2 separate regions of the Homo sapiens genome follow, and region 1 is linked to region 2. A link is a contact called in ENCODE Hi-C data. All regions are on one chromosome and are shown on one strand. The core of a region is the stretch at or near the end of the contact, and the rest is flanking DNA. Distances in the headings are between cores, read along the strand shown. Region 1 holds the start of ZNF569 (zinc finger protein 569). Region 2 holds the start of ZNF599 (zinc finger protein 599).

Region 1 (2,971 bases), core at 263-2,762, 2.7 Mb after region 2:
TGAATGCATAATTTGTGATTGTTTAAATGGAAAGATACTAATCATACATTGTTAAACAAGAAAGGTTGGTTACAGAGCTGTATGTATAGTGTTACTGCAATTTTGAAGCCATTATGCACACATATAGAACATATGAATGTATACGTATGTATACACAAAGGCGGGGGTGAAAAGATGGAAAGTAAATTTTGACAGTAGTTGCATGGCCTGTAGAACTATGAATGATTTTTGTTCTTCGAGCTTTTCTGTATTTTTCTCCACCCCACTCCACTCCCCAAATGGGGTGGAGTAGGGAAGGAGGAGAATGAGTTTAGTAAGTACACAAAACAACGTAGCTAATACACGAAAATAAAATTAAAAATAAATAAATATTAAAGTGTTGGGGATATCGATGTTTCATATAAAAACATATTTCCGGCCGGGCGCGGTGGCTTACGACTGTAATCTCAGCACTTTGGGAGAACGAGGCGGGTGGATCACCTGCGGTCAGTTGTTCGAGACCAGCCTGACCCACATGGAGAAACCCCGTCTCTACTAAAAATACAAAATTAGCCAGGCGTGGTGGTGCGCCTGTAATCCCAGCTACTCGGGAGGCTGAGGGAGGAGAATTGCTTCTTCCCAGGAGGCGGAGGTTGCGGTGAGCCAAGATCGCGCCATTGCCCTCCAGCAGCCTGGGCAACGAGAGCGAAACTCCATCTCAAAAACAAAAACAAAAAAACAACGTATTTCCAATGACCAAAGCTAAAGACATGCAGCGCTGGCACAAACGCCAAGTCTCACACATCTACACCCACAAGCACACCCTACCTTGTATCCACAGTTTTTCATTCATTCAAGATCCCACTGTCATGCACGTTTGCACGCAGGTTCATACTGAAAGATAAAAGGGAAAGCGCCTCCACGAAATCCGCTTACGGACACGATCCCGGGGCCACACTCAGCCAGACGAATGTCTGGCAAATGACAGTCACTTCACGCCAGACTCTCACAGTCCTTCACACGCCACTCCCACTGCCTCAGGGAACCACAAGCACAGGCATCGCCCCGCCCGGCGTCCTCCTCCAAAGATTGGGGCACCAGGACCGCGGGCCCCCACTCCCACCCAGCACAAAGAGTCCGGCGCTCAGAGCTAGCGGTTTCCCGAGGACTCACCACCAAGCCCGCGGACACAGGCCCCGATTCCACACTTAACGCTGCCAAAGTGGCAGAGCCGGCGCGGGCTGGGACAGAGGCGGCACTGAGGCCGGCGCTGTCGGTGGCTGAGAGCGCCACAAGTCTCGGTCCGTTACACCAGGGGCGACGCTTCCCAGAGGCCCCCGCGGCTCACCCGGGCGGGACTGGCTTCACTGTTTGCGCGTCCTGAGAAGCAGACCACGGTGTTCCAGGGCTCACAGCTCCGCGCAGGGGAGCTCAGCCTAGGTTTTGCACGAGCGGCCTCCCGCGAGCCCAGCTCTGAGAGATTGGGAGCGCAACTTGGTGCTGAGAAGAATCGAATCGTTCCGCTGCTTCCTGCGCCGAACTACATTTCCCAGAGGCCTTCGCGGCCCTACTTCCCCGACCCCACCTGCAAAAAGGCACTTCCTTCTTACAGTCGGCTGGAGCTGCAGGTTCGCAAGGTCCGTGAAGGAAGCCCGGCTCAGTGTGTTTAGTTCCGTCTTTTTGGGTCTCTACCTGAGGCTAGAATACAGCGGGGTGAAGGTGGTGAGAGCTCCAGGGCCAGTGAAGGCCGGGTCAGCTGGAGCCTTAAGGTCCTGACAGCGGCTAGAAGAGGGAGGAGTGACGTAGTGTGACTGTATGTGTGAAACTTCGGCCATGGAATTTGGAGTGGGGTTTCCAGGGCGAGAGACCCTGTCCAGTGACATCTGAGGTCGTGCGAATATGCGACCTTTTGTGTGACCATGGTCGCGTTTTATATTCTCGTGGCTGTTTGATTCTGACCTTGCAGTTTTGTCAGAGACAATGTGCATGTATTTGTTCTTTCTGGACTTCTCGATTGTGAGTGTGACAGTGTTATTGGATTTCATGACCCGGGATCGTGAGCGAAAAGTAGTGTGGCCAGACCGCCTGACTTCTAAACAGACTTGGCCTTACTAGCTGTGTCATCTCAGACTAGGTACTTAACTTCTCTATGCCTTTCGTGTTTTTTTTTTTTTGTTTGTTTTGTTTTTTTTGAGGCAGAGCCTCACTTTGTTGCCCAGGCTGGAGAGTGCAGCGGCGCGATGTTGGCTCACTGCAGCCTCGAACTCCCGGGCTCAAGCGATTCTCTGCCTCGGCCTTCCGAGTAACTGGGACCACAATCAAGGGACACTCCGCCCGGCTGATTTTTGTTTGTTTGTTAGTAGAGATAAGGTCTCGCTATGTTGCCCAGGCTGCTCTCGAACTCCTGAGCTCAAGCGATCCTCCCGCCTGGGCCTCAAAAAGTGCTAGGATTACAGGCATGAGCCGCACGGGGCCGGTCTTAATACCTTTAATAAAGAGATAATAGGCCGGACGCGGTGGCTCACGCCTGTGATCCCAGCACTTTGGGTGGGCAAAGCGCACGGATCATTTGAGGTCACGAGGTTTTTGTTTGTTTGTTTTTTAAGACGGAGTCTTGCTCTGTCGCTCAGGCTGGAGTGCAGTGGCGCGATCTCGGCTCACTGCAACCTCCGCCTCCTTTCGCCTCCCAGGTTCAGGCAATTTTTCTGCCTCAGCCTCCTGAGTAGCTGGGACTTAAGGCGCGTGCCACCACGCCCGGCTAATTTTTTTGTATTTTTAGTAGAGACGGGGTTTCACCATGTTGGTCAGGCTGGTCTCGAACTCCTGACCTCGTGATCTGCCCACCTTGGCCTTCCAAAGTGCTGGGATTACAGGCGTGAGCCACCGTGCCAGGCTGAGGGTAGCGGGTGGGAGACTGCCAGGAGTGTAGTGCGCTTGCGCAGTTTACCACCCTGCATCCCCCCCACCCCGCTCCCCTCCCAATTTTTTTCGG
Region 2 (2,748 bases), core at 7-2,506:
GGGAAGCTCTCTCTGAAGAGACCCTGGAACAAGGTTAGATTGAAGTTAGAGAACAGACCAGGTGAGGAAAAATGAATAGACAACTCCTGAAGGTGATCAGAGCTACGAGGAGTAAACAGTGTGACATGCTGGAGAGTAACTTGGGGCCTTATGTGCTCACACTCCAAGAGACATACATTCATGTACACTGTCATTAATGAATATTGTGCTGGATTTGCTTTTCAAATACAAGAGCATGTGTTAAACAGAAGCACGGATTCACTGCTGTTAGGCGGCAAGCCAGATTCATTTGTAATAAACAGACGGCATCTGCAAAGATAAATCCAATGAGCTTCTTGTCTTCTAGCCTCCTGCCAAAAATGCTGCTCCCGCCTCACCTCTTGCCCTCGAGGCTCTCATTCCCTCTCCCAGCTTTTGGTAGGGCCAGACTTCCGCTGGAATGATCCCCTAAAACAACAGCAGGACCTAGAGAGTCCTTCTTCAAAGACGGCACCTAGAGTGATGCTCTCCGAGCAGTGAAAGACAGGACCCACGTCACAAGCGTACCCTCTCCAGCTCCCTCCACAGAGAAAATTACTGAGACTCGCATTTTAGACCCGAGGGAATGGAGGCCGAGGGCAGCGAGGCGACAGCTCCAGGTTAGAGCCAGAGACAGGGACCTCTCCTTACAACTCCTGTCCTGGATTCAGGACCCTGGGTAGGAAGTGATTAGCCCTGCCCTCTCACCTCACCCTCTCCCGGGATCTCCATAACCTAGGGCATCAAAAGGGAGAAGCACAGAGTCCCGGCATCCGCCGTATTACAGCGGATGGGTGCATGCGGGCGGTGACCCGAGCTCGCGCGGGCTGCGGAACCCTCCACTCACCAACGCCGGCGCCGCCATGGGCCCAGGGGGCTGGGTGAGGCCGTGAGAGTCGGCGAGGAAGCCGGTCCTGCGGGCTCGGCCGACCCCGGGCTCCGGCTCTGGGCTGCGAGGGACCTCAGTCCCCGCCGTCGTGTAAAATGCACACAAGGTTCGCGGCGCCGCCTCTGCGCGCCGTGAGGACACAGGGCTGTCGCCAAGGCCCCAGGAAGGGTTTTGCAGACGCTTGTGGGGGTGGGATCGCGGCTGACATAAAAGCGTGTAAGTGGGTCCTATCCTCCTCACTGTCCGTCTCTACTCGGTCTCGAAAAGTGGCCCCTGTCTGGCGTTCTACCCAGTGTAGCGTTGGCAACCACAGCAGCCGCAACCTAACGGCGGACGAAGACTGGACGCCGGAAGTCCCGCCCACGCCGCTACGGGAACGCCCCTCTGCGCCTTCCGTCTATGGCTTGGGGTCGGCTTCCGTCCCTTGTAGCACTGCCTTCTGGGTAATGTAGTTTGACGGAATCCGGGTGGTACCTGGAGCGCACTTTCTGTTCTCGGTGAGGCGGCTTCTCAAGGCTCCCAAGAAAGGGATTGGCTTCACCTCTTCTTAAAGGAGAGGCACACAGAGTTCCGTGGAAATTATCTGAGGCAATGACCCACTCTCAAATGTCTCTACCAGGCAACTCACGCCTTGACTTTCCTCCCTGTGTATCCCTGCGCCAGCAGTTCATCTCTCTGAGCCTTGAGATGGAGATTCCTAAGGAAAATGAAGATAATTATTTAATATGATAATATTAAAATTTCCCCTATCAGTAATTTTCAGATGACATCAGCATTACCTGCGAATTTGTTACCAATGCAAGTTCTTAGTCCCCACCCACTGAATCAGGTACTCTGGGGGGTGGGACCCAGCCCTCTGCTTAACTTGTCCAGGAAAAGTGGATGCTGCAAAACATTTGAGAACCAGACTCTTTAAATTCCAGTAAATAAATGAGACAAAGCCACCTGTTTGGTGGGAAGTAACTAAGAATTGCTTAGCACTGGGCCTGGAACATACCGATAAGAACATAAGAGCTATTGCTGTCATTATTAATATTCTGTATTATTGGCAACATCATCACAATACACTGCTAGGGGAGGGTCTGAGATACTTCTTTGCAGACTCTGATATTTGTCAAAACAAATACGTTGACTGATTCAACAGGAGCCTCATGAATACTGTTTAAATTTTACATAATAATACGTTGCAGCATTTGGCGTATGCATCTTTTTAAAACGGTATATGCAGGAGGGTTTCCTAATATACAGGTAGACCTATTGCCCAAGGGATACTTTCTTACATGATTCAAAACTTAGGATCACTGAGACTAATTACCTGCAGCCCTAAGGGAAGAGTGGAGTTGACATGGTTTCTAGTTTGTGATGTAAGATGGCGTGTCACTGTTCATCTCTAATTCACAGCAACCAGGATCTGACCCCTCCCCATCTGCCCCTCCAGCCCCCAGGGAAGCCAGAACCAGGCACAAACCAGATGGCCCAGCTTATGCCCAGCAACTCAGGGTCACCAGATCTTGTCTCATCAAGACACTTTCAGCCCACCACCCAAACCTGTAGCCCACATGAAGAGGGCAATAATCCTGGACACTGTGAAAAGTAAAAGCATTACATCCAAAGAGGCATCCCCAGGATGGAGCAGAAATAAGAAAACATAATGAAGACACAATTTTGCAATCACTTCTGCCTATATTCCATGGCCTACAAACCACTCAAATAGCTCCACATGTAAGAGAAGCCAGGATGTGCTGTCCTCCAGAGCATCCAGAAAGAGATAATGGGACTGATAAGTCCTTGGCCATTTTCTAGTAAAATCTATTAATTTAGTCATCAGATTTCCATTCTAT

The links. A loop is a pair of places that touch in the nucleus more often than their neighbours do. Pooled maps may share reads with other maps.
Region 1: a map of gastrocnemius medialis shows a loop between it and region 2 (11-fold over the local background). The contact joins the promoter of ZNF569 here to the promoter of ZNF599 in region 2. A Hi-C loop is called at or near these places in 1 of 168 maps with a recorded cell type or tissue (gastrocnemius medialis), 2 of 37 single-sample maps with no recorded cell type and 9 of 50 pooled maps.

The regions. Positions count from the first base shown.
Region 1 is chr19:37,465,932-37,468,902 of GRCh38, forward strand. ZNF569 (zinc finger protein 569) reads right to left here and starts at 1,513. Exons shown (of 6, transcript NM_152484.3): 1 at 1,153-1,513. It also overlaps a transcript of ZNF570 not described here. RefSeq lists an enhancer at 1,334-1,383.
Region 2 is chr19:34,771,959-34,774,706 of GRCh38, forward strand. ZNF599 (zinc finger protein 599) reads right to left here and starts at 1,257. Exons shown (of 4, transcript NM_001007248.3): 1 at 866-1,257. The coding sequence starts at 883. It overlaps LOC124904696 (a long non-coding RNA gene), which reads left to right and starts at 1,389. Exons shown (of 2, transcript XR_007067234.1): 1 at 1,389-1,736; 2 at 2,309-2,731. RefSeq lists a silencer at 908-967 and an enhancer at 1,078-1,187.